2 separate regions of the Homo sapiens genome follow, and region 1 is linked to region 2. Evidence: read pairs that join two places in POLR2A ChIA-PET (ENCODE). Cell type or tissue: Panc1. All regions are shown on one strand. Each heading gives the region's core, and the rest is flanking DNA. Links, peaks and the distances in the headings are about the cores only.

What was found. Peaks named below come from ENCODE experiments on the same cell type or tissue, not always from the same donor. Only the 100,000 strongest peaks of a DNase experiment are listed, where the experiment ranks them.
Region 1: POLR2A ChIA-PET joins it to region 2 with 5 read pairs; 2 of 35 experiments call an interaction of 5 or more read pairs at or near these places.

The regions. Positions count from the first base shown.
Region 1 is chr2:206,207,832-206,223,807 of GRCh38, forward strand. It overlaps CMKLR2 (chemerin chemokine-like receptor 2), which reads right to left and starts at 5,540. Exons shown (of 2, transcript NM_001389445.1): 1 at 5,476-5,540. All of the region lies in intron 1 of CMKLR2-AS (CMKLR2 antisense RNA), which reads left to right. It also overlaps the pseudogene RN7SKP200. In Panc1, for the core only: no CTCF peak of the experiment used is centred there; no DNase peak of the experiment used is centred there; H3K4me3 peaks cover 296 bases; H3K27me3 peaks cover 394 bases.
Region 2 is chr2:205,953,150-205,969,125 of GRCh38, forward strand. No RefSeq gene overlaps it. Among named protein-coding and RNA genes, the nearest start is that of INO80D-AS1, 120 kb to the right of the region's middle. In Panc1, for the core only: no CTCF peak of the experiment used is centred there; no DNase peak of the experiment used is centred there.

The DNA.
Region 1 (15,976 bases), core at 2,524-10,523, 250 kb after region 2:
TCCTGGGTTCCAGCGATTCTTCTGCCTCAGTATCCCAAGTAGCTGAGATTACAGGCATGTGCCACCATGCTCAGCTAATTTTGTATTTTTAGTAGAGACAGTTTCTCCATGTTGGTCAGGCTGGTCTCGAACTCCTGACCTCAGGTGATCTACTCACTTCGGCCCCTCAAAGTGCTGGGATTACAGACGTAAGCCACCACACCCAGGCAGGGCCTTCCTTCTTAATACCTGCACACACAGTCTCTCTGAGTAATAATCTGTTAAGGTGCTCATCTCCCTTACTAAACTAAGAACATCAAGGGCAAGGAATAACTTTTACTCATCCTTATATCTCAGCAAGGAGCAGAGTGCTCAGTAGGTGCTCAATGAATGTCTCGTGAAAGAAGAAGGAAGTGCTTCCTCAATCAACAAAACTATGTTATGTTTAGGCTGGGTGTGGTGGCTCATGCCTGTAATCCCTGCCTTTTGGGAGGCAGAGATGGGAGGATTGCTTGAGGCCAGGAGTTTGAAACCAGCCTGGGAAACATAATGAGACCTCCGTCTCTACAAAATCGAAAAAGTAGCCAGGCATGGTGGTATATGCCTGAGAGTCCTAGCTACTCAGAAGTGGGAGGATTACTTGGGCCCAGAAGGTCGAGGTTACAGTGAACTGTGATAGTACTACTGCACTCCAGCCTGGGCAACAGAGAGAGCCATGTTTCAAAAATAAACAAACAAATGTTATGCTTACTATGGTTTTAATGTGTAGAAATACACAAAACAAATATTTATATAAAATGAGACAAATATTTACATATATAAATATATGTAACTTTTTTTTTTTTTCCAGGCAGGGTCTCACTCTGTCATTCAGGCTAGAATGCAGTGGCATGATCACATCTCATTGCAGCCTCCACCTTCCAGGCTCCAACAATCCTCCTGCCTCAGCTTCCTAAGTAACTAGGACCTCCTGCCTCAGCTCCCTAAGTAGCTGGGACTACAGGCATGCACTACCATGCCTGGCTAATTCTTAAATTTTTGGTAGAAACAAGGACTCACTACGGTGCCCAGGCTGGTCTCGAACTCTTGGGCTCAAGCAATCCTCCCATCTTGGCCACCCAAAGTGTTGGGACTACAGGTGTGGGCCATTAGGCCCAGCCTTCTATTTTTATTACATTTTGATCCATTTTTATGTCAAAGCATAAGAAACTGCCATTTTGTTAGATCAAAAATGGTCAAGGTCACAGCCAGGCTCGGTGACTCACACCTGTAATCTGAACACTTTGGGAGGCTGACGTGGTTGGATAACTTGAGGCCAGGAGTCGGAGACCAGCCTGGCCAACATGGTGAAACTCCGTTTCTACTAAAAATACAAAAATTAGCCAGGCATGGTGGTACACGCCTGTAATCCCAGCTACTCTAATGGCTGAAGTGTGAGAATCGCTTGAACCTAGGAGGTAGAGGTTGCAGTGAGCTGAGATCGCAGCCACTGCACTTCAGCCTGGGTGACAGAGTAAGACTCTGTCTCCAAAAAAAAAAAAAGCACTTTTTTGTTGTTGTTTGTTTTTTCAACTTTTATTTTAAGTTCTGGGATACAAGTGCAGGATGTACAGGTTTGTTACATAGGTAAATGTGTGTCAGGGTGGTTTGCTGCACGAATCAACCCATCACCTAGGTATTAAGCCCAGCATCCGTTAGCTATTCTTTCTGATGCTCTCTTTCCCCTAGCCCTCCCACATGCCCCCAGTGTGTTGTTACCCCCACGTGTCCATGTGTTCTCATCATTCAGTTCTTACTTATAAGTGAGAACATGCCGTGTTTGGTTTTCTTTTCTTTCTTTTTTTTTTTTTTTTTTTGAGACGGAGTCTTGCTGTGTTGCCCAGGCTGGAGTGCAGTGGCATGATCTCGGCTCACTGCAAGCTCCGCCTCCCGGGTTCACGCCATTCTCCTGCCTCAGCCTCCCGAGTAGCTGGGACTACAGGCGCCCGCCACGATGCCCGGCTAATTTTTTGTATTTTTAGTAGAGACGGAGTTTCACTGTGTTAGCCAGGATGGTCTCGATTTCCTGACCTCATGATCCACCCGCCTCGGCCTCCCAAAGTGCTGGGATTACAGGCGTGAGCCACTGCGCCCGGCCCTTTTCTTTCTTTTCTTTCTTTTTTTTTTTTTCAGAGACAGAGTCTCACTCTGTCACCCAGACTGGAGGGCAGTGGCATAATCTCGGCTCACTGCAACCTCTGCCTCCCAGGTTCAAGCAATTCTCGTGCCTCAGCCTCCCAAGTAGCTGGGACTACAGGTGTGCGCCACCATGACTGGCTAATTTTTGTATTTTTAGTAGAGACGGGGTTTCACCATGTCGGCCAGGCTCAGGTGATCTGCCTGCTCAGCCTCCCAAAGTGCTGGGATTACAGGCCTAAGCCACCATGCCTGGCCCTGTGTTTCGTTTTCTGTTCCTGTATTAGTCTGCTGAGGATAATGGCTTCCAGCTCCATCCATGTCCCTGCAAAGGACATGATCTAATTCCTTTTCATGGCTGCACAGTATTCCATGGTGTATATGAGCCACACTTTCTTTATCCAGTCTATTATTGATGGGCAGTTAGGTTGATTCCAGGTCTTTGCTATTGTGAATAGCAAATAGCATTTTTACTCTTTTTTTTTTTTTTGAGACAGAGTTTCACTCTTATTGCCCAGGCTGGAGTGCAATGGCACAATCTTGGCTTACTGCAACCTCCGCCTTCCAGGTTCAAGCGATTCTCCTGCCTCAGCTTCCCAAGTAGCTGGGGTTACAGGCATGTGCCACCACACTGGGCTAATTTTTTTGTATTGTTAGTAGAGACGGGGTTTCTCCATGTTGGTCAGGCTGGTCTCAAACTCCCGAACTCAGGTGATCAGTCTGCCTCAGCCTCCCAAAATGCTCGGATTACACGCATGAGCCACCGTGCCCGGCCTGCAAATAGCATTTTTATATGGCACAACTGAATAAAGAAAAAGCTCTGTCAACTCTCACTTATACAATTAAGTAAAATGTTTCATTGCCAGATTTTTCCACTCAATTAGAGGTTTATCATTATAAACCGTTAAAGAGAAAGTTTTGTGAAAAATTAAGGATATCATATCTATATGCTATTTTTTTCTAGGTTCAATGATTTAACGTCAATTCAACTTTGTATTTTATTATTTTTCATGCCTAGGGACAATTTGGTCCTAATGAAAATTCAAGCAGGCACATATATATTCCTGCTTGGATTCTCCACCTTTTTCAAGCTGCCAGGTTGTCTACCTCCTTTCAAACTCATTCTCCATGAAGGCTTTTCTTTTCCTTTCTTTTTCAGATTAACTCTGCCTTTATCCCATGCCTGACCCACCCACGAGTGTTCCTCAAGCACTTTCATAATGATGATAGTTTATGTGTTTATAGCGATCACTTTTGGTTGAATATTGGTCTCCACTGTATCCAGTTACGTAAAGCACTTAACATGGAGGAACTATACCCAATTCATTCAGTTATTTTTTGTTTTGTTTTGTGTTTTGAGACGGAGTCTTGCTCTGTCTCCCAGGCTAGAGTGCAGTGGCACGATCTTAGCTCACCGCAGCCTCCGCCTCCCGGGTTCAAGCAATTTTCCTGTCTTAGCCTCCCAAATAGCTGGGACTACAGGCACATGCCACCACTTCTGGCTAATTTTTGTATTTTTAGTAGAGACAGAGTCTCTACTAAAGGCTGGTCTCGAACTCCTGGCCATATCTTATCACCAGAGATGAGAAGTCTCCACACCATGCCTGAACAGTTACTGTCACTAAAACTATCATATCACCAGTCTGTTCTCCTAAGGACCCATTTATGTTTCCAAAAATCACTTGTTTTCCCGTAAGTGCCCTTCTCTTCCATTTCTCCTATTCTCCTATTAAGATGGCATATATAAAACAAAACAAAAAACAAAAAAACACACACATTAAAAAAAGAAAAAGAAAAAAAGATGGCATATAAGCCCTAAATTCTAACTACCCATCTGAGTCACTTTTTTTTTTTTTTTTTTTTAAGCTAGGGTTAGGTTCTGGTTGCCCAGGCTGGAATGCAGTGGCACAATCATAGCTCACTCAGCAACCTCTGAGTCACATTTACTTGGGAACGCCCATATCTACATACATAAAATTAAATTTTGTTTTCTCTTGCTAATCTTTCTTCTGTCAATTTCATTTGCTGGTGCCTGATAACAAATCTAAGAGGGAACAGGAGAAGTTTTTTCTCCCTGACACATCTATAATCTCACCATCAGAGTAACACATCTATTATCAGTTTTGCATATTCAATCTTTTCTACTTCATTTATTTTTTACATGATTATCATTCTGGTTAACATGATCTGTTATTAAATATTTATCTCAGGGACATGACAATTAGCAGTCAAGTAACAGAAAATGTATGACCTTTTATAAACTAAATGACTTAAATCAGATAAAATCATAAAATAGGCCATGAAAAACATAATAATCTAGTGTCTGGAAGATGTACAAATATGATGAGAATTATTCACTAAGAATAATTACTTATAACTTGAGACCCAGGAAAGGTCCCTTGGCCTTTTTTTTTTTAACAAGACAAAATTACCATCGGATTAATTTAACAACAGGTTTGTGGATTCTTGGGTGAATGAGTCTGCCTTAAGTGAAAAAGGCAATTTAAGAGCATTATTGCCAGTGAAAGTCCTGTTATCAAACTTGATTTGGTTTTCATCAGCTTTCTTTTGGAGGAAAAGATAAAAGACAATTGGTGCTCACAGTTTCTGACTAGAAAAGGAATAATTGAATAGCTGAACCCTTGTCTCCCACAGTCTTCCCTGCATTTAGCCATCTACCCCTTGTTGGGAGAGCCCAGATACCAATTATTCTAACAAGAAATTGATAGCGAGATTCAAAAAGGCAACAACAACAAACAAATGGGAAGGCCCAACAAACCACAAGCCTTTCATCGTAAAAATGGGGAGCCAGTGGCGGGGAGCTGCATTACAACTCAATTTATAACTTTTTTCCCACCTTGTAATCTAAAGAGGGCAATATCAGCTTTCATCTCGGAGTACCATTTTTTTCTACTAGTTTCTCAACAGTGAGCCTTCCACAAATGATGTTTGACTATTTCTAGATCACAACTCCTTAAAAGACAGATTTATGAGCTGTAATTATGTAGGTAAAAGCTGAGAAAATTACTGAAAGTTCTTTGTCCGCCCACCCCAGCAACATGCTCATTTTCTCTCTTGCAGTGTTTTAGGATTAATCAGCAGCTGTAGCGAACCCTGTAGGATCGTCCCTAAACACTTTTGCCAAGACCAAAAATATGAATCTGCAGACAGAGCATTTTGTAAACGATCAGGAGTCCTTTTCCTTTTTTGCCAGCTGGTAGTTAGTCAAATGCTGTTTTGTAAATAAATCATCTGCAGGAATCCTCATCAGGTCCACTGTAAATGTGTCAGTTTGAGGAAAACAAACAGGAAAGCACTTACCAGTTAAATTTCTGTGAGGAGAGAAGCTATTGTCATGCCTGGGTGTACCTTCCCGGTTCCAGAATGAAATGGAGGGTGGTGTTCAGAACGGCTGCATTCCTCATTCCACTTTTATCTGGCTTTTGAAATGACAGTGTAGAGAAGAATGATGTTGGGTTTTGAATGTGGTTCTTCCCTTCCCCCACCCCCCTCCATAAAAATTCATCATGCAATCCTGGAGAAAAGTAAGCAATGAACATACTGTACAAATTAATTCTTTCGACCAGCCTATGTTTGTGTAAGAAGTTTGTTTTTTGAATGGAAACCACTGCTACTAGCTGTTCTGCTGCAGACTGAAAATCGGTAATGGATGGGGGTCACCCAGCCCTCCTTTGTCTGGGTAGGCTTTTGCTTATGAAAAGGCAAGTTAAATTAGCAGAGATGGAATGTTCTTCGAATGCATGGTATAAGGCTCATCAGGAGATTTTACTTTCTGTGATTCAGTGTGTCCTGATAGTGAAGAGATGGAATCACATATTGGTTAAGTGTGAATTTTAACGTTTATTTATTTTTATTTATTTTTTTTGAGTCGGAGTCTCGCTCTGTCGCCCAGGCTGGAGTGCAATGGCACAATCTCGGCTCACTGCAACCTCCGCCTCCCAGGTTCAAGTGATTCTCCTGCCTCAGCCTCTGGAGTAGCTGAGACTACAGGCACCTACCACCACGCCCGGTTAATTTTTGTATTTTTAGTAGATACGGGGTTTCACCACGTTGGCCCGGCTAGTCTTGAATTCCTGACCTCAGGTGATCCACCCGCCTCAGTCTCCCAAAGTGCTGGGATTACAGGCATGAACCACCACGCCTGGCCTTAAAGACTTGATTTTTTTTTTTTTTTTTTTTTTTTTTGAGACGGAGTCTCGCTGTTGCCCAGGCTGGAGTGCAGTGGTGTGATCACGGTTCACTGCAACCTCCGCCTCCCGTGTTCAAGGAATTATCCTGCGTCAGCCTCCCAAGTAGCTGGGATTACAGGCATGCGCCACCATGCCCAGCTAATTTTTCTGTATTTTTATTAGAGACGGGGTTTCACCACATTGGCCAGGCTGGTCTCGAATTTCTGACCCACCTCGGTCTCCCAAAGTGCCCGGCCTAAAGGTTTGATTTTTATCCCTGGTCACCATTTGTGGGCCTGGCAGATGTGGGCACATCTGTGTACCTGAGGCAGGACTCAGAATTCATAAATTCAAGGGATGAGAAGCATGGAGCTTGAAGGTAGGCATGCCTTGATGTGGTGAGCTTACCTCTGACGGCTAGCTATCTTTATTTTTTTAATTTTATTTTTTATTATTATTTTTTTTTGAGACGGAGTCTCGCTCTGTTGCCCAGGATGGAGTGCAGTGGCACGATCTCGGCTCACTGCAAGCTCCGCCTTCTGGGTTAACGCCATTCTCCTGCCTTAGCCTCCCGAGTAGCTGGGACTGCAGGCGCCCGCCACCACGCCCGGCTAATTTTTTTTTGTATTTTAGTAGAGACGGGGTTTCACCATGTTAGCCAGGATGGTCTCGATCTCCTGACCTCGTGATCCGCCCGCCTCGGCCTCCCAAAGTGCTGGGATTACAGGTGTGAGCCACCACACCTGGCCGCTATCTTTATTTTTGTATGGTCTAACTTCAGCTCAACCATGTGATACCTGAAATTGCACATTGTTAGGCCATGAAAGGTCAGCTGCCAGAGAAGCACAGGATTTTGTTTTTTTCCGCTGTTAAAGACCAAGTCTAGGAAATCTAAAGCAGGAATTCTCACGGTGGAGGTCGGGGGTAGGGGGTGCACTTTTTCAAACTACAAATATCCCTCTGCCCTATAAGAATGTATAGGCTTCCACACCTACCCGCAATCCCTTGATTCAATCTTGGCATATTTTTCAGTGTTTTGTGAGACCGGATGAATAGATGTCGTCAGTGAAGGGGGTACTTAGTAGAGCTCTGCTAGTTTCCATTCCTTTGCGTTAGCAGTATTAGTATTTACTATAGTCTATACTATGTTCTGTAATCCACAAAATCACAATTTCATCTGTAAAAGCCATTATTGAGGAGAATCTCAGGAAGTTTTGGTTACTTTACATGAGTTTATTTTTGGCTATAGAGCAGGAACCATTGAGTAGCAAAGAATATGAAAAGCGACAAGAGAAATGACATTGATCAAGGATTGTCCTATGTGCCACGCATAGTTTAAGCACAGTACACACTGAAACCCAGGAAAGTGTAAGCATTTTTATGTTTTAGCCACCACCTAAAACAATTAAAACATATGCTTGCTTAGCTTTGAAATTAGTCTAAGAAACAATAAATAAAAGGAATAATAAATAAAATATCTCTGCAAATGTGCCTTATAGTTTGAGGTATGTTTGAAGAGCTTCCCTTTGACACCCTAAGGCATGACTTGCAGTTGATCTGTTATGCAAAAGTAGCTGAAGTGCTCAGGTGTACTAGAGATAAGCCACCTGCCACCTCTGAGCATTAAGGGTATAGTAGATACCAGCCAGGCTGTTTGGTGCATTGGTTAAGCTGGTGGGTCAGTTAATTGGAGATCTATTAAGAGAGCCTTTTGTGTAAGTGGCAGAGTTGGGGTTTGGCTCCAGACGTTCTGACTTCAAATACCATTATCTTAAGAAACTTAACCATTGGGCTATCCATCTCCTTATTGGAAGAGATATTTATAGAATTGAGTGTATGAGGGGAAGGGATAGCAAAACTTCTGCCAGGTAGAAGGATTTCTGGACAGTTTTGCCACTTTCTAAAAAACCATTTGCAAATTTTCTGAAGGCTGTTATGGCTAGTATTTCAAGGGGTTTCTTTTCATATTATTTTTATTTTTAAAAATAGAGACAGGAGCTGGGTGCGGTGGCTCATGCCTGTAATCCTAGCACTTTGGGAGGTGGAGGTGGGTGGATCACCTGAGGTCTGGAGTTCAAGACCAGCCTGACCAATATGGTGAAACCCTGTCTCTACTAAAAATACAAAAATTAGCCAGAAGTGGTGGCGTGCACCTGTAGTCCCCAGCTACTTGGGAGGCTGAGGCAGGAGACCTGCTTGAACCAGGAGGTGGAGGTTGCAGTGAGCCAAGATAGTGCCACTGCACTCCAGTCTGGGCGACAGAGCAAGACTCCATCTCGAAATAAAAATAGAGACAGGGTCTCACTGTATTGCGCAGGCAGGTCTTAAACTCCTGGGCTCAAGTAATCCTCCTGCCTCAGCCTCCCAAAATGCCGGGATTACAGGTATGGGCCACCATGCCTGGTCTCAACAGGTTTTTGACAGAAGAATGTGTGCAAGCAGGTCTATAGGGCCAACTGGGCTCAGAGATGGAAGATACACAATGCCGCTATCATATTATTCTGGGGACTAGGATCTCCCATTTCATACAAATAGCATTTCTCCACTAATGCTTGAACTATCACTATTAGAAAACTGTTCTTTTGAAGATATTACATTGTAAAAGAGAAGATTTATATTAATCTAATGAAGCTTTAATAGTGAGAAAGGTTTGGGCGATTTTAAGTGGGTCATCCCCTCCCCTCCCATCAACCCCATGAGAAAAATTGGGGTTGCCAACTTGGCCTTTCATCTTTTGATATCATTAAGGTTAGCATTATTCTTTCTCTTTCTTGCATGACGTTAAATAGCACATTTCTCCCAAACATCTAAAAACTCTGATGATAGAAATTTTAGAAATAGACATTTGGGAGAATATTATATCATCAAGTCATATTAATTTTTGTCAGTGATCATTCTAATCTTTTTGTTGTTGTTTGAAAAAAAAAATCTATCCGGAACAAAAGCATTGGAAGAGAGATATACAAAAGGACACTTTCTTACAAAGAAGCTGATTTATGAAAAACAAAGACACTTCAATTTTTTTCCTCCTGTCATACAGGGTGATGACTATCTTGTGTAAATGCCTTTCTTAGGGCTGGCTCTTCAGGGTAGTCACATTGGAGATTAGACTTAGGAGGCCCTTACTTGGTTAAACTGTGAGGCTGGAGACACACAAAGCTTTTTCCAGAGACTGAAATGGACTCACATGGCAGGCTCAGTAGCCCTGGGGGTCACAGCGAGGAACCATGGCAACCCAGCCATACAGGGACGTTTTCATCCACTTAAAGCAGAGAATTCTTAAAGGCTTCTAAATGAGGACGAAGCCTTGTCTAGATTCTTGCTTCTAATTCTGTTTTGCCCGATGCAGAAAGTGATTCTTGAGGATACTTAGTGGGAAAGTCTGCGGAGGACTTAGTTCTCCATCTTTTCCACTAAGATTTCCGAAGTTCTAATTACCTGTAGAAATGTGGGGAACAGCTTCTGTTTTATCTCTAATTTGAATAAACCTTCACTTTTAATATGCCAAATACGAATTCAAAAGAGATCCAGATACAAAGCATTTTTAGGTTGGTTTTCTTAACTACAATATACTGGCTCAGACACAAGGCATGCGCGGGGTGTGAAGCTTTGGGGGGCAAAGCAAGCACTCACCTCTCTGAAGTTGCCGGTGCCTGTGGCTGCTGCGGGAAAGTGCGTGGCCAAAGTTTTCAGGGCTCTGGGCTCTGTCTGAATCCTTGTGGTTTAATGATTTCTCTGGGAGGACGGGTCACAGCTGCCCTGAGTCTAGGAAGAAGTATTTCCTCTCTTTGCAACAAAGGGAAATACATAATATTTTAAGTTATTGCCCTGGAAAAGGAAATGTGGTTTGCCAGTGGTTAAGTAAATCTGTTGTACATCAGTTAGTCAACAGCATCTGGGTGACACCATTGTTGGCCCTGATTTAAGAGAAAGGGCTGCTGTGGACATTCAGGTCACTCCCAATTACCTACTCTAATTATGCTACTTTTCTCATTAAACTGCAGATAATTGTGGCTATGATGTAAGTGTATCTGGATTTTTCCAAAATGCCACATTTTAGGAAAGGAAAAGGATCAGATAAGACAGCATATTTTCTCAACCTCTTTAAACTTGTTCAGCTGCTACTTTTGCATTTTTCATTAGGAAATTGGTAGCCTGGGGGCTCACTGCAGCTGTGAATGTGTTTTGTTTGTGAAGCAGTGTTTTCTAGAGTTTGAATTAATTTCCAACATTTAGAAGTCAGAAATCTTAGCCATCTAGATTATCGGCTCCTCATGAAAAAATTAGCAGATCTGGGTACACTGGGCCCATGTCCCAACAGGGATACTGTTCGAGGTGTCTGCGTAGTGGCTTACTCCCAGCACCACCTGCCCGCTTTTGGCAGGGCATTGCATCCCAGCTCCACACCTTTCTCCTCTGTCCTCCTCACTCATGGACACTGTCTGGATCCTCCAGCAATTTACACTTTCAATTTTTGTATCTTTTTCTAATTCTTTTCCTATTGAGTTTCTTCCATTTAGGAAAATTGAATATGCAGAATAAGTCACTGGGTGCTTATTTTTACTGCATAAGGAGCTTTAGATTTGTTCATTAAAAGAAAATGAATCCCCAGTGTTTCCCTAGTAAAACCTGAATGCATTATAAAGCATTATGGAATTAACAAAACCAACCTTGCTGAGCTTAACTATGGAATGGAAGTATGACGAAAGGCCGTGTAGTAGGGAGCAGTCCACCTAGGTATAGGCAATAAAGGGACTACTGTCTGTAGGGAATTTAAAAACGATAATAAAACCAACTAAAGCCCTTCTGCTTTTTGTTGGCACCATGTGCCAGCAATTCTCAAGTCAATGATGAAATACTCCTCCCCTCAAGAGACCTCTTGTTGGTTTTGGTTTCAGTTGTGAACAATTACTGTGATTATAATGAGCTGTAGTTTTATGAATATGTATAATCTACTTTTAAATAGACAATGTATTTTACATAAAAGCTAAGTATTCTTATTTTAATTTTTGTTACTTCTCTTTAATAGACAATGTATTTTACATTGAAGATAACTGAAAAAACTCCCAATTATAAAGATGCCCCGATGCCATGTGTTGATTCAGATATGCTTTCTCTTGAGATTAAGTTGATAATGGCTCCAAAACACTGGCACAGCTTGCATTTTCCCATTGTGATCTACATGTGCCTGCATTCAAACAACAGATTTAAAATACATAATGATAGCACAACCATGGCAAAATAAAGAAGCAGAACTTGTCATTTCAACTTCTTTATTCCATATTCTCTCTTGGAATTTTTAGTTTTTTAAAATTTTAAACAGTGAAACAAAAAGTGCTTCAAGGTGTACTATTTTTTTTTCCTTTGGCAATTGTAAATTTTAGTCCATAGATGAAATTTTTGGCTGAATTTGGATATTTTTTACATTAATTTTTTTTTTTTTTGAGACGGAGTCTCACTCTGTCACCCAGACTGGAGTGCAGTGGCATGCTCTCGGCTCACTGCAACTTCCGCCTCCCGGGTTCAAGTGATTCTCCTGCCTCAGCCTCCCCGGTAGCTGGGATTACAGGGATGCATCACCACGCCCAGCTAATTTTTGTATTTTTAGTAGAGACAGGGTCTTGCCATGTTGGCCAGGCTGGTCTTGAACTCCTGATCTCAGATGATTCACCTGCCTCGGCCTCTCAAAGTGCTAGGATTACAGGCATGAGCCATGATGCCTGGCCTAAAAGTTATTTTAAAAAAATGATCACTTTGGGAGCTGAGGCAGGAGGATCACTTGAGCCCAATAGTTCAAGACCAGACTGGACAACATAGTGAGACTGTCTCTACAAAAAAAAAAAAAAAAATTGCTGGGCATGGTGGCTTGTACCTGTAGTCCCAGCTACTTGGGAAGCTGAGGTGGGAGGATCACTTGACCCCGGGACTTTGAGACTGCAGTGAGGTGTGATTATGCCACTGCACTCCGGAGCCTGGGTGACAGAGCAAGACCTTGTCTCAAAAAAAAAAAAAAAAAAGAGGAAGGAAAAAAATTTTTTAAAGTTTTTTTAATGCTCTGTTTTAAAACTACAAACTGAATCAAGAAGTAAAGGCATTATGGCAATGACGTGATTTACTAGTTGCCTGAATTGTACCTTCTGCAGACATTTCAGTTTTATTAAAATTTAGTTATTAATTGCTGGACAATTATTTGCATAAAATATTATTATGTCATACTGTAACCAAGAGCTCTATGGTCAAATTTGTTAGATATAAAAACTGTGAGGAAATCATTGTCCATTTTTTCTTTTTTTGTACTGTGGATATATATTACTCATTTATTTTTAATTTAGTTTCCTGGCACAATTATATATTATGAGGTTCAATTAAAAAAAAATTCTGTGGTAGCTCATGCCTCAGTGTGGTGACTCACACTTGAAATCCCAGCACTTTGGGAGGCTGAGACAGGAGGATTGCTTGAGTGCAGGAGTCCAAGACCAGCCAGGGTAACATAGTGAGACCCTGTCTGTAAAAATTAGCCAGGTGTGGCAGCACATGCATGTAGTCCAAGCTACTTGGGAGGCTGAGATGTGAGACGGAGCCCAGGACATTGAGGCTGCAGTGAACCACAATCATGCCACTGTACTCCAGTCTGGGCAATAGAAGGAGACTCTAAAACAAACAAACAAACAAAAAACACCTCACCATCTGCAGTTTTTGTTTCATTTCATGATATTACTGAAATTATTCTGGTCATATTGAAAAAGAGAGTACTAAAAATTGATCTACTATAGATGCCAGCATAGATACACCACTGCAATGGTACACAGAGACATCAAAGTAATGTAGGGGAGGAAAAAGTTCCTGTGTACCCTCTTAAATTTGGAAGCTGGGGCTTGCAAACTGAACTGACAAAAGACAGATTAACAGGAGAAAAAAGATTTATTTCACGAGCACACAGAGGCTTCACAGAAAAGAATTAAAAACCCAAAGAAGCAGTTCAGAGCTTGTATACCATTTTAACAAAGGGTGATAAATTGTAGAGAAGTGACTAGACAAAGGAAAGTGAGGTGGTTTGGGCTTCTAGGGGCAGTAAATTGTGGGAAGGTGACTAGGAAATGTATAGTAGACAAGGCTTGTTAAGTAAAGTTTGTTATGCAGGATGTGAGGGCGGTCTGGTTGTGACATCTCTCACCCCATTGATTGCCAGGGTTGATTCAGCTGATCTGGATGTCTAGGCGGGTGTCCCCTTCCTCCCTCACCACTCCATGTGCATCCCTCTCGAAGTGCACACTTGGTGGAAGAGGATGACCATCCCCAATAAAGAAGGACTGGTCTTGGTCAAGGGTATAAGAGTAGCTGTGCTCCCCTTTTAGAACCTCCAAATAAGCTCCCAAGTTTGTTATGCAGACTCAATTCAGTGTCATCTCCAGTGATAAGATAGTCTGGTGGTTAAATTTGTTCTCCTCTCCTGGTACTAGAGAGAAACATATCTTTATAAATGGAAACCTGTGTTACCTGTACAAAGGGAAACTTATGCACTGGTTTTAGGCAGAAAGGAAGACAGCAAAAGTTCTTCCTGTGTCCACTATTTCTTAATTGCCTTCAGCTCAAAATATTCCTTATACCAAAGTGGTATATTTGGGGGTGGCATATTCTGATCCCCTTCACAAACTTATCAATGTATGTCCCGGTTCATTGGGTTTCTTCTGTTCTGTTGGAGCCTCTGTACTGAATTTTTAGAAACTTTTCTTTCTAAAAAAAAACTGTGGTAAAAAACACATAAATCTTACTGTCTTAACCATTTTTTAAAAGAGAGGAGGTCTTGCTATTTTGCCTAGACTGAAGTGCAGTGGTTATTCACAGGTGCTATCATAGTACATTATAGTCTCAAACTTCTGGGCTTATGTGATCCTCTTGCCTTAGCCTTCTGGGTAACTGGGAATACAGATACACACCACTGTGCCTGACTTATCTTGACCACTTTTATTTTTATTTACTTCTTATTATTATTATTTTAGACAGGATCTCAGCCTGTCACCCAGGCTGGAGTGCAGTGGCATGATCATGGCTCACTGCAGCCTTGACCTCCTGGGCTTAAGTGATCCTGTCACATCAGACTCCCAAAGTGCTGGGGTTACAGTTGTAAGGCATGTGTCTGGACCTTAACCATTTTTTTTACGGGGGTGGGGATGGAGTCTCGCTCTGTCGCCCAGGCTGGAGTGCAGTGGCACAATCTCGGCTCACTGCAATCTCCACCTCCTGGGTTCAAGTGATTCTCCTGCCTCAGCCTCCTGAGTAGCTAGGACTACAGGCGCGCGCGACCTCACCCAGCTAATTTTTGTATTTTTAGTAGAGACGGGGTTTCACCATGTTGGCCAGGATGGTCTCGATCTCTTGACCTCGTGATCTGCCCACCTTGGCCTCCCGAAGTGCTGGGATTACAGGCGAGAGCCACCAAGCCTGGCCTGGACCTTAACCATTTTTAAGTGTACAGTTCAGTAATTCACTTTTATATTGTCATGAAACAGACCCCTAGAATGTTTTTACCTTGAAAATCTAAAACTTTATACCTATTAAACAACTACTTCCTTGATATTTTTTTCTTTTCTTTTTTTTTTTTAGAGATAGGGTCTCACTCTGTTGCCCAGGCTGGAATACAGTGGTGTGATTATAGCTCCTGGACTCAAGTGATCCTCCCATCTCGGCCTCCTGAGCAGCTAGGACTACAGGCTTGTCACACCACACCTCACTAATTTTTAAATTTTTTGTAGAAGCAGGGTCTTGCTATGTTGCTCTGGCTGGTCTCAAATTCTTGGCCTCAAGTGATCCTCCTGCCTCGGCCTCCCAAAGTGCTGGGATTACAGACATGAGCCACTGTGCCTGGACTACCTCCCTTTTTTTTTTTGAGATGAAGTCTCGCTCTTGTCCCCCAAGCTGGAGTGTGATGGTGCGATCTCGGCTCACTGCAACCTCCACCTGTCGGGTTCAAGCAATTCTCCCGCCCGAGTAGGTGGGATTACAGGCTCCTGCCACTACGCCTGGCTAGTTTTTGTATTTTTTAGTAGAGACAGGGTTTCACCATGTTGGCCAGGCTGGTCTCGAACTCCTGACCTTAGGTGATCCACCCGCCTCAGCCTCCCAAAGTGCTGGGATTACAGGCGTGAGCCATTGCGCCTGGCCCCCTGAATTTTCAAAAGGAGATCTCAACTGATCTTTTCAGCCATCCTGAAGAAGGGAATCAACCTCACAGTGGCAATGTAAATAGAAAGAACAGTCCAAGCAGGTCCTGACAGGACAGACTAATTTGCCTGGAGTGGCAGAGGTACAGGTGGAGTTCCTGGAAGAAGAAGGATAGAAAAGAGCCCAGACCATTGTCTTTACCATAGGCTTTGGAGATGCTTGGTATCTTTGGCATGAAACCATCCATAGAATAAGATGCTAGCAGCTTGTTTAGGCTTTACTGCATTACAGTCAGGGTCACACTGTAGCACCTGCCACTCACTCATTCAAAGGAACTTTTAAAATAGTAACTTTGGTTGAGTGCAGTGGCTCATGCCTGTAATCTTAGCACTTTGGGAGGCTGAGGCTAGCAAATTACTTGAGTCCAGGAGTTAAAGACCAGCCTGGGCAACATGGCGAAACTCCATCTC
Region 2 (15,976 bases), core at 2,779-10,778:
GGGAGGGAGTGTACGAATAGGTGTGGGTCACAGAGATCACGTGCTTCACAGGGTAATAGAATATCACAAGGCAAATGGAGGCAGGGCGAGATCACAGGACCACAGGACCAGGGCAAAATTAAAATTGCTAATGAAGTTTCTGGCACCATTGTCATTGATAACATCTTATCAGGAGACAGGGTTTTGAGAGCAACCAGTCTGACCAAAATTTATTAGGCAGGGAATTTCCTCTTCCTAATAAGCCTGGGAGTGCTATGGGAGACTGGGGTCTATTTCACCCCTACAGTTTCGACCATAGAAGACGGCCACACCCAAGGGGGCTGTCTATAAACCCACCCCCAGGCACGTATTCTCTTTCCCAGGGATGTTCTTTTCTGAGAAAAAGAATTCAGCAATATTTCTCCCATTTGCTTTTGAAAGAAGAGAAATACGGCTCTGTTCCGCCCGGCTCACCTGTGGTCAGAGTTTAAGGTTATCTCTCTTGTTCCCTGAACATTGCTGTTATCCTGCTCTTTTTTCAAGGTGCCCAGATTTCATATTGTTCAAACACACATGCTCTACAATTTGTGCAGTTAATGCAATTATCACAGGGTCCTGAGGCGACATACATCCTCCTCAACTGACAGGATGAAGAGAGTAAAGTAAAGACAGGCACAGGAAATCACAAGGTTATTGATTGGTGAAGTGATAAGTGTCCATGAAGTCTTCACAATTTATGTTCAGAGATTGCAGTAAAGACAGGCATAAGAAATTATAAAAGTATTAATTTGGGGAACTAATAAATGTCCATGAAATCTTCACAATCCACGTTCTTCTGCCATGGCTTCAGCTGGTCCCTCCGTTTGGGGTCCCTGACTTCCCACAACACTAGACAGGGGCCTTCTGGGAAGCAGAATGAAGAATAGAGAGAAATGGGAAAGGGGATTAATGTTTTTATTTATTTATTTGAGATGAAGTCTTGCTCTTGTCGCCCAGGCTAGAGTGCAATGGCATGATCTTGGCTCACTGCAAACTCCGCCTCCCGGGTTCAAGCGATTCTCCTGCCTCAGCCTCCTGAGTAGCTGGGATTACAGGCATACACCACCACACTGGCTAATTTTTGTATTTTTAGTAGAGACGGGGTTTTACCATGTTGGCCAGGCTGGTCTCGAACTCCTGACCTCAGGCGATCCACCCCCTCAGCCTCCCAAAGTGCTGAGATTACAGGCATGAGCCACTGCACTCAGCATCATGTTTGTCTTTATAAGCCTTTTGGTATTCATTGATTTTTCAGCCATGTGCATGTAGGTCTTTGATTTAAAAAAAAAAAAAATTTAAAAAGGAAAGGAAATAGACTAGAATGAAAGAGACACATGAGAAGACACTGTGGCAGTCTTGGGTAGTGAGGTCCTGGGCTTTGTTTTGCCTGACTTTTCCTTTTTTGTGTTTTCCAAATTTTCTGTAATAAGGATGTAATATATTTGTACTAGAAAAGTTCAAAATAAACATTTTTAACAAACATGCTTACAAATACTTAAACCAAGAGAAGGTGATATGGAAAATGTGGCGAGGGGGAGTTAGGGGATCAGTCCAGGAGGTCTCCTGTCTAATGCAAGTTCCAGAAAACAAGAACAGAAAAAATGGAACATAGATGAGCAGTGAAGTGAAATCCCAGGAAGCCACGTGTGCACCAGCAGAGAACCCTACCCAGCTGGGGCAGAACACAGGGGGCGGGGCCTGGGAGTCTCAGGGAAGCCCCACTGTAAGTTTCCTGCAGTTGAAGCCATGGGCCCAAAGTGTTGATATGCATAAGAATCACCCGGTTCCTTTGTTAGCTCGTTTATGGGGGGAAGAAAGGAATCACATGGTGACCAGCACAGTAGCTCATGCCTGTAACCCCAGGACTTTGGGAGACTGAGGTACAAGCATCGTCTGAGTCCAGGAGTTCAAGACCAACTGGGTGACATTGTGAGACCCCTGTCTCTACAAAAAAATTTTTTAATTAGCCAGGCATGGTGGTACCAGCCTGTAGTCCAAGCTACACAGGAGGCTGAGGCAGGAGGATTGCTTGAAGCCAGGAGTTCAAGACCAGCCTGGGCAACATAGCGAAACCTCATCTCTATTAAAAATTAAAAAAAAAAATTAGTCAGTCTTGGTGGCGCATGCCTGTAGTCCTAGCTACTTAAGAGGCTAAGGTGGGAGAATGACTTGAGCCCAGGGGGTTGAGGGTGCAGTGAGCCTGCAGTGAGCCTGCAGTGGAGCTATGATTGTGCCACTGCACTCCAGCCTGGGCAACAGTTGAGAATAGGTCTCAAAAAAAAAAAAAAAAGAAAGAAAGAAATCAACTGGGGAGTTACTGAAAATGCAGAACCCCAGGCCCGCCTCAGAGATGTGGACCTTTCTAGAGGCCCTACTATATGCTATAGTATTCTCATATAATTCAAAATGTAAAGCAATACCAAACCAGGAAATTATTTTTGATTTTTTATTTTTGAGACAGTCTCTCGCTCTATTGCCCAAGCTGGGGTACAGTGGTGTGATCTCGGCTCACTGCAACCTCTGCTCCCAAGTGATTCTCACGCCTCAGCTTCCCGAGTAGCTGGGATTACAGGTGTGCGTCACCACGCCTGGGTAATTTTTTGTATTTGTGGTCTATGTTGCCCAGGCTGATCTCAAACTCCTGACCTCAAGTGATCTGTCCACCTCAGCCTCCCAAAGTGCTGGGATTACAGGCGTGAGCCACCACACCTGGCCAGGAAATGATTTTTCTAATGTCCTAAGTTATCCAATACATGATACGCATACAGTGGATATGGAGTTTGAATAGCTGTCTTTCCGCAATGGACCATTTTCTAGCGTGTGTGCATAAGCATGCCCACATGTGCCTCTGCACTACTAATGCTTCAAGCAGGTGCCAGGCCTGCCTAGCAGCTCATCCAGCCCTGGTCAGAGCTGGGGGACCGAGATTTGTAACCGCATCCCCAGGTGACAGGGGAAACCTGGCTCCAGGACTCCATCCCACAGGGCAGAGCTCTCCCACTTTAATCCCTGTACCATTCAGTGCCGGCTAGATCCAGTTCTTTCCCCTGCTCACAACTCTGGGGCCACTCCAACCACAGGGGCAAGAGAGATCCTAGGGGCTGCAGCAGCTAGTACTAGCAACTCAACTGCAGAAAAGTTACAATGAAACAAGTTCTCCCAGGCAGAGGGAGTCAGAGCTCCTGCGGAGGTGTCCACACACCGTTCATTAATGCCTCACCCCTACCACCAAGGGACTGCCAGGTAGGGGGCTTTCCACACGCAGGACGTGGCTGGATTGCAAGGTTCCTATGACCCTAGAAATCCTGGTTGCCCAGAAAGATTTTGCCACCACAACCACCACTTCCCCCTCATCCCCCAGGGAGTTTAGCAATGTTTAGGGACATTCTTGTTTTAACGGAGGACTGGAGGAGTGGGGTGCCACTGGCATCTAGTAGGCAGAGGCCGGGCATGCGCTAAAAATCCCACATACGCAAGACAGCTTTCCCATCGCCCAACTCCAATAAAAAATTATCTGACCCAAAATGTTAATGGTGCCAAGCTTGACATGTGCTAGAGCCTGTGATACAATTATTCAAATAAGATAAAAATATTAGCTCTTCACTTCTTTTACCACAATAAAGCTCTATTATCTATAAACACTCGGCTCAATGGAATGAGTTCCCGGCTGTGTACAGAAGCTGGGACCATTTATAGACAGGTGCATTTGCAAGAACACCAGTCAATCCTTCCCAAGTTAAATCAAAATACAGACCATTGCCACCTCTCCTTAGAAGGCACAGATGTAGTCTCATAAAAGATGCTTTGCATATGATTTTTTTTAAGTCTTAGTTCCCACCAGAAGTTGGAGATGGTAAAAAATAAAATCCATATACAAAACTAGTGAGAAAAACAATTTGACAAGTGATATCCAATGCTAAAAATAAAGTGTTAGTTTCCTAGTATTCAGGAAAATATAAGCTACTGTAAGGCAAGTTCCAGATATCAGCACAGGGCACTGGGCTTCTGGCCTCTGTGCTCCACCACCTGGCAAGCAGCAGGAGACAAAACACCTTAAGGTCCCCAGCCCAGCCCTGCAGGTGTGTGTGTGTGGGGAGGAGTGGGGGGGCCTGGGGACAGCCATTGACCATGGAGTGGGTATCCCAGTGGGGTCCCCTGAAGGGCAGCAGGCACAGAAGAGCAGCTTGAGGCTGTCCCAGGGCGGTGGCTGTGTGAGTCTAGTTTTTGCTTTACCAAGTGTACAGAAATCACAATTACTTTTCTCTGATGCTCCCTTGAAGTCATAGAATTTAGGAGCTTTTTTAAAAAGGAAAAGAAAAACACAACCCCAAAAATAAAAGATATCAGCACAACATTTGTTGGGATGAATGAATGTACAATTGTGACGTCACACCAGCAATCAAAGCTCTGGCAGTGTGTGAGGGCGAGGTGTCTTATTAACTTTTGTTGTTTGGGTGTGGTAAGGCCACCAGATCAGGAGAGGGTTGTCATTGAAAAGAGAGTTGGTTATTCACAGCCCCAAGAGGAGGGGGCGAGCTACACTATAAAAGGGCCATGCGGGGAAGCCCAGGGTGGTTTAAGAGGCCGTGAGAGAGGGAAAAGTGGGGGCAAGGGAGAGAACACAGTCTTGGGACTGGTGAGTTGGAATAATTTGGGTGGGTTCTGGGACATACGGGCTGTCCCTCATCGTCTGGTACCTGACTCTAGGATGATTAGGGCAGGTAGACCGTAGCCTACAGTGTGAGACCGCAGCCTAGAGTGTGAGACCACAGCCTAGAGTGAGAGCCTTCAAAGGAAGTGGTGGAGTCGTGGGCTCTGGGTTGGTTGGTTTGCATTTGAAAAGCACACTGGAGAGCCAGCTGTCTACTGCTTCTAGGAACTGGCTAACCTACCAGAGGGTCAGCAAGGCCCAGACATCAAAGCGTTAAAATACAGAAAAAAAAGATGTGACTGGGCACAGTGCTCACACCTGTAATCCCAGCACTTTGGGAGGCTGAGGCGGGTGGATCACCTGAGGTCAGGAGTTTGAGACCAGCCTGACCAACATGGAGGGACCCCGTCTCTACTAAAAATAAAAAATTAGCCGGGCATGGTAGTGCATGCCTGTAATCCCAGCTACTCGGGAGGCTGAGGCAGGAGAATTGCTTGAACCTAGGAGGCGGAGGTCGCGGTGATGAGATCACGCCATTGTACTCCAGCCTGGGCAACAAGAGTAAAGCTCCATCTCAAAAAAAAAAAAAGAGAGAGAGAGATGTGGTTAATACACAAGGGGAATGTCAGAGTCAATAACAAAATATGTGACATAATAAGCTGATGCTTGCTGTGTACGCATAGGTCCATGAAAAGGAGATATATATTCAAGGTGAATGGAGCCTGACTGGGTAGCTTCTTTTTCCCCCTGCAGATTAGATTTTATTTAAATGGCCGGGTCAATTTCAGAGAACGGAAATCTCTAAGGTAAGTCAATCATGGGGGCAGAAAATATTTCTTCACCAAAGAATGTAAGAGAATATAAAGAATTTTCAAATCCCCCCACCCCGTAAAATAACCACACAAATGGCTGGGTCAAAAAAACAGACCAATAAAATCATACATACACCCAAATGTCCCTCAACAGATGAATGAATGAATAAAATGCAGTCTACTCATACAATGGAATATTATTCAGCAGTAAAAAGGAGTGGAGTACTGATGCATGCTACAACATGGATGACCCTTGAAAACATCATGCTATGTGGAAGAAGCCAAACAGTCGTCACATATTGTACGATTCCATTTATGTTAAATGTCCAGAATAGGCAAACCCATAGAGACAAAAAGTAGACTCGTGTTGCCAGGGACCTCATGAGGGGAAGAGGGACTGGGGAGTGACTGCTAATGAGTTTCTTTTGGGGGTGATGAAAATGTTCTAAAATTAGTGGTGGTAGCTGCAAACTATGAATACACTTTTTTTTTTGAGACAGAGTCTCACTCTGTCACCCAGGCTGGAGTACAGTGGCACAATCTCAGCTCACTACAACCTCTACCTCCCAGGTTCAAGCAATTCTCCTGCCTCAGCCTCCCAAGTAGCTGGAATTACAGGCACACACCACCATGCCTGGCTAATTTTTTATATTTTTAGTAGAAACAGGGTTTTGCCACATTGATCGGGCTGGTCTTGAATTCCTGACCTCAGTGGTCTGCCCACCTTGGCCTCCCAAAGTGCTGGAATTACAGGCATGAGCCACCGCGCCCGGCCTGAATATACTTTTTAAAGATGTACTGAATTGTGTACTTTAAAAGAGTGAACTTTATGGTATGTGAATTATATCACAATAAAGCTGTTATTTAAAAAAAACAAAAATACTTAAACCATAGCAATAATCAAGTGTTCCCTATTAACACGCAAATACTCCTGAGAGAGTTATAAAATAGTCATCTCTCCTGGTTGTGGAAATCTCGCAGGAGAAGAAGCTGCTGGCCCTATGCGTTCAAATATTAGTGCAGTTCTTGTAAAAGCCACTGTGAGACTCAGCACAGCCTTCAGCCTTGCGTGCATGTGTGCACGTGAGATGCCAGCTGGGAGCTGGCGAAAGATGGAGGACAGGAGGGAGGGGAGGGATGTGAAAGTAGGGAATGAATAGGGCTCATCTGCAAGGCACTGGAGGCAAAAATAGAGAGTGGCAGAGACAAGCCTACACACCTCGCCCTGAGGTCCCCAGGCTCTCTTCTTCATGCTGCACTCCCTGATGTGACAGTGCAGCCACCCGCGTCAGGATAGGACCAGCACACAGATCGGGAAAAGACCCGTGAAGTTTAAGGTGAAAATAGGGCAGGACATGATGTGAAAGAAACTGGCAGGCATGCATCACAGGCCAAGAGGCAAGTGAGGGCCCAGGTGGTCCACACACCCCACAGGGAGAGGACACTAAGGACCAGGGAGGTGGTACCAGGAAAAAAGCGATGAGCTGAGTCTCTCTTCACCTTGGTTTTACACAAACTGAACATAAAGGATGTAAATACCATGGCCAGCCCTCACTTTCCTCAGTAGATGGAGTTTGCACTAAGCCACATGTTCGCAATCCATGAATTGCCATTCCTTTGTATCAACAAACATTACTGAGTGGCCAGACATGGTGGCTCATGCCTGTAATTTCAGCACTTTGGTAGGCCAAGGTGGGCAGATCACTTGAGCTCAGAAGTCTGAGACCAGCCTAAGCAACATGGTGAAACCCTGTCTCTACAAAAAATACAAAAATTAGCCGGTCATGGTGGAACACGTCTGTAGTCTCAGCTACTCAGGAGGCTGAGGTAGGAGGATCACCTGAGCCTGGGGAGCTTGAGGCTGCAGTGAGCCAAGATCACACCACTGCACTCTATCTAGCCTGGGCGACAGAATAAGACCTGACACAGGCCCTATACTGAACACTGAGCTTGTGAGGAAATTAAGATTTGGTCCCTGAATGATATGGGGGGGATAATTACATCCAGAATCAGAAAGAAAGCAGGAGACGCTCATCCTCAGGAGGCTCTAGGTCCCTGCCGAGAGAGACATTCTCCTTTTAGACTCAATTGAGCAGCGTTAATTCAGAGACAGCCAGGAGCCTGGGAGGCCAGGGCATAAACAGCATAAATGTTGTCACCCACCCCTATTTTGTGAGAAGATATATCGGGCAGCCCTGGGGAAATGGGATGCAGGATAGGAGAAGAAAGGCATGTCTGGGGAAGCTGCTGTATGGAAAAGTAGGAAAGTCATCCTATACCAGCAGTTCTCAAACTTGAGCACACAGCAGAATCACCGAGGGACCTCTTAAAACACACATTGGTGGGCCCACCAGCAGTGCCACTCAGTCAGCGAGTCAGGGTGGAATCTGGTACCTGCCCTAGTTCTAACGAGCTCCCAGGCAATATGCATGCAGACGCTGCCAGTCAGGCAGCCAGATTTTTAGAACGCTTACCAAAACTATTTCACCTGTTTTCCCAGGTCACCTGCGCAGATGGGTCCCGTGAAGGATACACACAGAAAAAGGGCCGAAAGGAAGGGCTCAGGATCGAGCAGAGAATCCTGCCTAGGAGAGAAACATGGAAAGAGATTCCACAGGAAAACACAGGTAGTAGAAGAACAGCAGCCAGCATTTATGGATTGAGCACTTACTATGTGCAGAGCCCCCTCTAAGTGCTTCATGATTGATTTCATTTAAGCCACACAATACACCTATGGAGTTAGGACTATTAGCCTCCCCAGCTCATATCAGTAGGGAAACAGCAGCACAGGGAAGATAAGTAACTAGATGGTGCCAAGATGCAAGTCTAGCTCAAGTGCCCACCATTAACTGCTGTGCCCTGCTGCTGGCAGAGGAAGCCAAACTGGAAACAAAGAAACGAGAACTTTCTTCCCCTCATGAATCCTCCTGCCAGGCCTTCAGATAAGCACCTCCATTTTGCAAGCTAGTCTGTTTGGGAAAGAAGGAGATGAAAGGGAAGTGTGTAGTGCGTTAGTTTGCTAGGGCTGGCATAATCAAGTACCACAAACTGATTGGCTTACACAACAAATTATTTCGCAGTTCTGGAGGCCAGAAGTCCAAGAACAAGGTACCTGCATGGTTCATTCCTCCTGCACGGTTCATTCATCGGCTGGGAAGGAGAATCTGCTCCATGCCTCTCCAAGCTTCTGGTGGTTTGCTGGCTAACTTTGGTGTTCCTTGGCTTGGGGACACATTGCCCCAATCTCTCCCTTCCTGTTCACGGGGTGTTCTCTGACGAACACAAAGTTTGCTTGGCCAAACTTTAGACAGGCCCCTGATCCTTCTCCTAGGCCCGTCTGTGCACTTTCGTGTAAGATTCAGCTTCAGCAATGAACACGACTAAGCTAGTTTAGCAAGAACCCCCCTCAACATCTGATCACCGTAGATATCTGATTGGGCTCCTCCTTCTCCACCGACCCCCAGGTGTGTCCCATCACCCTGGCCTGTTTTGAGCAAGAATCCTATTAGGTCAGTTTAACCAGAATCTCCTCACCCGTGATGTTTCCTCTTAGTAATTTTCCATCCACTGACTGGCCACCCTGCTCCTGGGCTATAAATTCCCACCTGCCCCTGCTGCTTTCGGAGTTGAACCCAGTCTCTCTGACTGCACGACCTGGTTGCAGTGGTCCCTGTACCTATCACGATGGTGCTGAATATAGTCTTCCTTACCATGCCTTACCAAGTGTCATTGAATAATATTTTTCTGTTTTTGAGACAGAATCTTGTACTGTTGCCCAGGCGGGAGTGCAGTGGCGTGATTTCGGCTCACTGCAACCACTGCCTCCATGGTTCCAGCGATTCTCATGCCTCAGCCTCCTGAGTAGCCAGCACCACAGTTGCACGCCACCACACCTGGCTAATTTTTGTAGTTTTGGTAGAGACAGATTTCACCATGGTGGCCAGGCTGGTCTTGAACTTCTTGGCCTCAAATGATCCGCCCACCTCGGCCTCCCAGAGTGCTGGGATTCCAGGCATGAGCCACCACACCCAGCCTAATAAATTTTTTTAACATCTCTCGTGTGTATGTCTGCTCTGTATCCAAGTCTCCCCTTTTTACAGGGACATCAGTCTATTGGATTAGGGGACCACTCTAGTTCAGTATGACTTCATCTTAACTAATTACATCTTCAATGACCCTATATCCAGCTAGGGTCACATTCTGAGGCACTGGGGGTTAGGACTTCAACATATGAATTTGGTGGGTATTAGGTGGGGAGGTGGGGCAAAGGAGACACAATGCAACCCTTAACAGGAAGAAAAAAATGTTCTTGGAACAAACTTCAAAAGCTTAGATGCTAAAGACATTAGACATACTTCCCTGTGTATGGTGGTGCATGCCTGTAGTCCTAGGTACTTGTAAGGCTAAGGCAGAAGGATTGCTTGAGCCCAGGAGTTCAAGGCTGCACTGAGCTATCATCGCGCCACTGCACTCAACCTGGACGACAGAGCAAGACCCGTCTCTAAAAAAATAAAATAAAAAACAAAAATACTTCCCTGAGCAGGGCCAACCCACCATATTGTATACACTAAGTAAGAAGCTCCATTTTCATTTACGATTTTAGACGCCATCACCTAGGATGTTGAATCAATTATGGACAAGTCGGAATACGTTAAGGAAGTTGTTATAATGAGAATTCTTTTCCCTAAGACTTCACTTCAACTTTAATGTTTCTCTTTCAGATTTATCTACCATCCAATTATAAAACAGAAGTGCAGCAAGTCGGGTGGAAATGGTCTTGGTACCTGACACTAGCCAGCGTGTGAACTTCTCCCCTCTGAATAGCATTTGAATAAAAGCTGTGCTCATTTTTGGAGCGCAAGGTCAAATTAGAGAAGATGGATGTGAAGATTTCTCTGAACAAAGGTCTAAGAAGTAAAGGGAGCCAGTGTTCTGTATCAAAGTTCCTGGGAAAGACATTCTACTGATTTCGTTACTACAGATTCTTCCACTTCTCTCCATCACTCAGCGTGGGATGGGCCAGACATAGAAAGATGCAGTATCTGAATCCTGTAAGAAGTTCCTAGGGATGGGAAGAAGAACCTTTCTTTGGGTATAGAATGCAATGTCCTAATTAGCTCGAGGGAGCAGTGAGGACATCCTTGAGAAAGCCAATTCACATCCAACGCAGAATTCAATTTGGTGTAATGGATATCATACTTGTTTAGGAAGGGGATGATAAAGAGACTTGGATTTCGACCTTAGTTATAAATACCTCATTTATTCTTTATTTTATTCACTGTCTACTGGACTCCTATGATGTGACAAGTATCGGGAAAGCCATGAGTCAGGAAGTCAGATTTGCCATGCCCCTCTCTTCATGGAGCTCCGGGGCCTGGAACAAGCGCTCTTCTTTATGTGTTATTTCTCAGTCAGTAATGGGAAAATAGATAACTGAGTTTCCCTGAAGAATCCCATTCAACTCAACCAATGTCTACCCAGCCCTTAGCTTGATGGCAGCCAGTGTGTTTGAGGCTAGATAGCTGGAAAGCAAAAAAGGAATCTAATGGTGAATGAGATGGGACCCCCTACCTTAGAAAAAGTGCAATAAGCCAGGGAAGGCAGACGTGTAAATGACTGAGATCAGCACTCAGCAGAGGCACAGGCCTCAAACAAAGGAGGGATTTCCCTGAGTGCTGTGCAAGAGCAGAAAGAAACCCCAAAGTGTGATGTGCCCCATTTACCCTGGGCCTTGAAGGAAGAATGACTTCTCCAGTAAAGAACCGAGGAAGAACAGTCCAGTCTGAGTGTACAGAGTGAGCAAAGGGCAAAGGTCCAGAGCATGAAAGCGCCAGACCCTTAAAAAGTATAGTCCTCCCCAGTCATACCACTCCCAGCTCATTCTCATTCATCCTAGACGCGGGAACCCAAACACGCAGCTCAGACAGGAGTCAGGAAACAGCTGGACTCGAAGAGCCATCAGAACAATTCAGATAAGTCAACAATTGGAAACAATAATATTGGCATGGGTCAAGGGTGGTGACAAAGAGCACGTCATCTAAAGGGGACAGCACTGTTCAGCTTGGCTTGATTGTTGCCTCCCAGGAAAGTCACAGAAGCCAGATCTTGGAGATTTTTCAGAGAAGCTAGAAATATATATATACATAAATATATATATATGCACACACATACATATATAATATATATATATACACACACACACACACATATCACATATATAATATGTATTAGAGGGAGAGAGAAAGGATAGGTAACTTACACAAGGCCGAGATTTGGTAGAGAGGCGGGGTTTAAATCTTGTTTTTTTGTTTTTGTTTTTTGAGAAAGGGTCTTGCTCTGTCACCCAGGCAGGAGTGCAGTGGCATGATCTCAGCTCCCTGCAGCCTCGACCTCCTGGGCTCAAGTGATCCTCCCACTTCAGTCTCCTGAGTAATTGGAACTACAGGTGCATGCCACAACACCTGGGTAATTTTTATATTTTTTGTAGAGAGAGGGGTCTTGCTATGCCACTCAGGCTGGTCTTTAACTCCTGGGCTCAAGTGATCCTCCTACCCAGGCCTCCCAATGTGCTAGGATTATAGGGATGAGACACTGCACCAAAACTAGGTTCAAATCTTGAACTGTCAGATTCCAAAGTTGAGCTTCTGGAACGGCTGGGTAGGAAACATGGAAATTATTCAGGCCATGGAGGTGGAAGTTCTGGAAGGAAGAGGAACGGAAGCCAGGAAGGCACAAACAGGGAAGGCCAGTAATCTAGGGATAAGACATCCTAGCAGAAGAATCTTTTCTAATGATTAGGAAAGTCAAAACACACACATGCACTCACATCTGAAGAGTGGCAAGAGGAATTAGCAAGATTTAAAAGATTTAAAACACTAAAGCTTTGGCACCAAAAGCAGCCAGAAAATAGAAAAAGGCAAAAATACTTGGAACCACCCCAACTTCCTGCTGATATTAAATTTTAATGGATTAGGACTCAAGAATGGCTTCAAATAATAAAATGAAAATTTGTTACCAATTAAAGGAAAACATCAACCTGACCAAAATAAATCTGAAATGAGACGCTGAATCCTGGACTCCCCAGCCCTTCCTACCAGCCACAATTTCTTTCGATCAATAATTGAAACATCCTCCAGGCATATTAAAGAACCCAGAAGTCACACCCTGCCCTGCAGGGCTCCACAGGTGAACATTTGCATATGTCAAAGGAAAGGGCATTTCCACCAGCCTCCCTTGCTCTCCAGAGAGAACCCCGGGGCCTTGCAAGTCTCGGCAGATTTCCCTGACCTTGCGTGCCAAGGCAGAAGGTGAGATGGCAAACAGATGCGCGCTTCCACTGAGAGCGTGCATGTGTGTGCGTGTATGTGAGTGCGTGCATGTGTGTGCGTGCGTGTATGTGTGTGCGTGCGTGTGAGTGCACATGTGCGTGCAGGTGCCTGTGACCGCTGCTGTGGTGGGGGAACTGTGGGGAGAAGAGAAAGAAAGGGAGTGTTAAGAGAAAGGAAGATGGAGGGATGTTTACATTTAATCGTCACCTTTCGATTACATTTATTTTGGCCAAAGCCATCTAGCTATTGAATGACACAGCTATTCTTGGGTTCCATCTTAAGACTTTTTTTTTTTAATTGAAATGTATATTCTTTTTAAGAATCAAGGGGAAAGCCATTTAGATGCCTGGTATAAAGCCATTAAGGCTAAAGACGCAGCAGGATCCGCCTTACTGGGTATGAATGTGCCCATGAAAACCTTGTCCTTGTCAAGCCTTTATAATAATTATACACACCCTTAGTGATTTCAGTGGAAACGACGCTCTGAGGGGTTCTTGGGGAAGATTCACAAAAGCCACATAGCAAATCTCTTTGACTCAGTCTGGTAAACATCAGGTAGTAAGGGGCTTTCCCGGCTTAATTCATGGGAAATAATATGGAAAATAAATTCATCTTCAGTATTTATGAAAGTCGAGACTGAAAAATCTGCGAAGACTCCACAGGCGACAGTCACACAGGTTTCCCTCCCTTCCACAAATGATCAGCTCCAAACACTGAGCTGTAGGAAATGTAAAAAGCAACAATCCTTCACTCAAAGCAGGTCTCTGGAGGGGAGAGGCTGGAGGGTAAGAAGGAATGGAGCATATTTGACCCAGATGAAAAACCCATGCCCTGGCAGCCCCAAGACCACTATTCCAGAGCTTTCCCAGCTGAGGGCAGGCACACAGATGCCTAGTTCGCCTCTAAGATTTCAAGGGGGTGTTCTTTTGTCTCACTTTCTTGAAACTTTTTTTAAACTGGTATCTGTTTATAAAGCGTTTCTTTCTCTCTTTCTTTCTTCTTTCTTTCTTTCTTTCTTTTCTTTCCTTTTTTTTTTTTTTTTTTTTGAGTTGCTCTGTCATCCAAGCTGAAGTGCAGTGGCGCAATCATGGCTCACTGCAGCCTCAACCTCCTGTGCTCAAGCAATTCTCCCGCCTCAGCCTTCCAAGTAGCTGCTGGGACTACAGGCACACACAACCGTGTCCGGCTAATTTTCAAAATTTTTTGTAGAGACAGAGTCTTGCTATGTTGCTCAGGCTGGTCTCGAACTCCTGAGCTGAAGTGATCCTACCACCTTGATCTCCCAAAGTGCTGGGATTACAGACGTTGAGCCACCAGTCCCAGCTGTTTTTTCTTTTTTCCTATACACTGTGTGCTTGAGTCGAAAAGTTCATTCAGTTCATCTTCCAAACACCTCCGTGATGCACCTGTTTAGTACCTGACACAGGTGCTGGGCATTGGGCTGTGAACCTGCCCAAACATACTTAGCAAAAGTGAGCAGCAAAGATGGCATGGTGAGCAATGGATCCTGAAGGAAAAAGGACCAGCACGTGCAAGGCCAGGGATGTGGAACCTCACAGGACTCCCAGCATCTGCAGTCCAGACACTTGACCCACACTGAGTCAGAGAAGCCTCAGTCTTACTGACCTCGCTTCCCTCTTTTCTTTTTGCCTAGTGGCTTATGAAAGAGACTAAAAGTCCTGTTGAGAAACAACAGAGGGGCAGAACAGGAAATGTTTTCTAGCAAAGAAGAGAATGCACTCACAAATAAAAATGAAATGATCATTTGCATCCATCAAACATGTGTTTCTCGATTGTGTTATGAAGAAATTCAGAGTAGGAGATGAAACAGTGTTAATAGTCACATTGCATTTTCAGTTTGAGGAGCTTGCTGGGCATGCCCGAGTGTGGGTCTGCTACTTCGTTATTCATTTCGCCATTTACATTTCTGGTTTTTATCACATGTATGAGACAAAGTAGCCAATGTAAGAAGCCATGTCTGTTCATGTCTGCTTGCCAGCATAGTTTCACAAAGCCCCTGACTCTGTGATGACATGTAGCTCTCTCCAAAGATGCTTTGAAGACAAAACAGCAAGCCGGGCATAGTGGCTCATGCCTGTAATGCCAGCACTTTGGGAGGCCGAGGCAGGTAGATCACTTGAGGTCAGCAGTTCAAGACCACCCTGACCAACATGGCAAAACCCCATCTCTACTAAAAATACAAAAAAAAAAAAATTAATTGGGTGTGGTGGTGGGTGCCTGTAATCCCAGCTACTCAGGAGGCTGAGGCAGGAGAATCGCTTGAAACTAGGAGGCAGAGGTTGCAGTGAGCCGAAATCATGCCACTACACTCCAGCCTGGGTGACAAGAGCGAAATCTATCTCCAAAAAAAAAAAAAGAATAGTGCACTGGGCACCCCATGTCTCTTGCCTGAATCGCTATATTCCTTGAAAGATAAATGACCCTAGTCCTTTTGCTACAGAGAAGATCATGTCTGGCGGGATTAGTGTTATGCTTCTGGAAACTATAACCAGATGTGCTCTTGTACCCAAACTTACATGTGATTTTGCATGTTCTGAATTTTCACCACCTGTATATATACAGTGAACTGAAATTCTGTGTTGGAGCAGTCCTCAGAATTGTTCCCAGAATATAGGCCGTGATCTATAGTCTTCAGTAAAACTTTAAATAAACCTTCTTTTTTTTTTTTTTTGAGATGGAGTTGCATGATCTCAGCTCACTGCAGCCTCTGCCTCCCGGGTTCAAGCGATTCTCCTGCGTCAGCCTCCCGAGCAGCTGGGACTACAGATGTGCGCCACCACGCCCAGCTAAATTTTGCATTTGCAGTAGAGACAGGGTTTCACCATATTGGCCAGGCTGGTCTCGAACTCCTGACCTCATGATCCACCTGCCTTGGCCTCCTAAAATGCTGGGATTACAGGTGTGAGCCACCGCTCCCAGCCAACTAATCTTAATTCTTAAAATCTTGACTCTTTCTTTAGTTGACATATGCATATTTATTTTCCTTATGAAAATCAGAAATGTTATACACAGCAAAATATCCATGTTTAGTTCTCCTTCAGGTCTCTTAATTCTTTTTTCTGAATATTGAAAAATATATTTATCAGGAAAAATTGAATATATTTGTTTATGTCAACCTAAAAGGAAGAGGCTGAAGCACAAAAAAT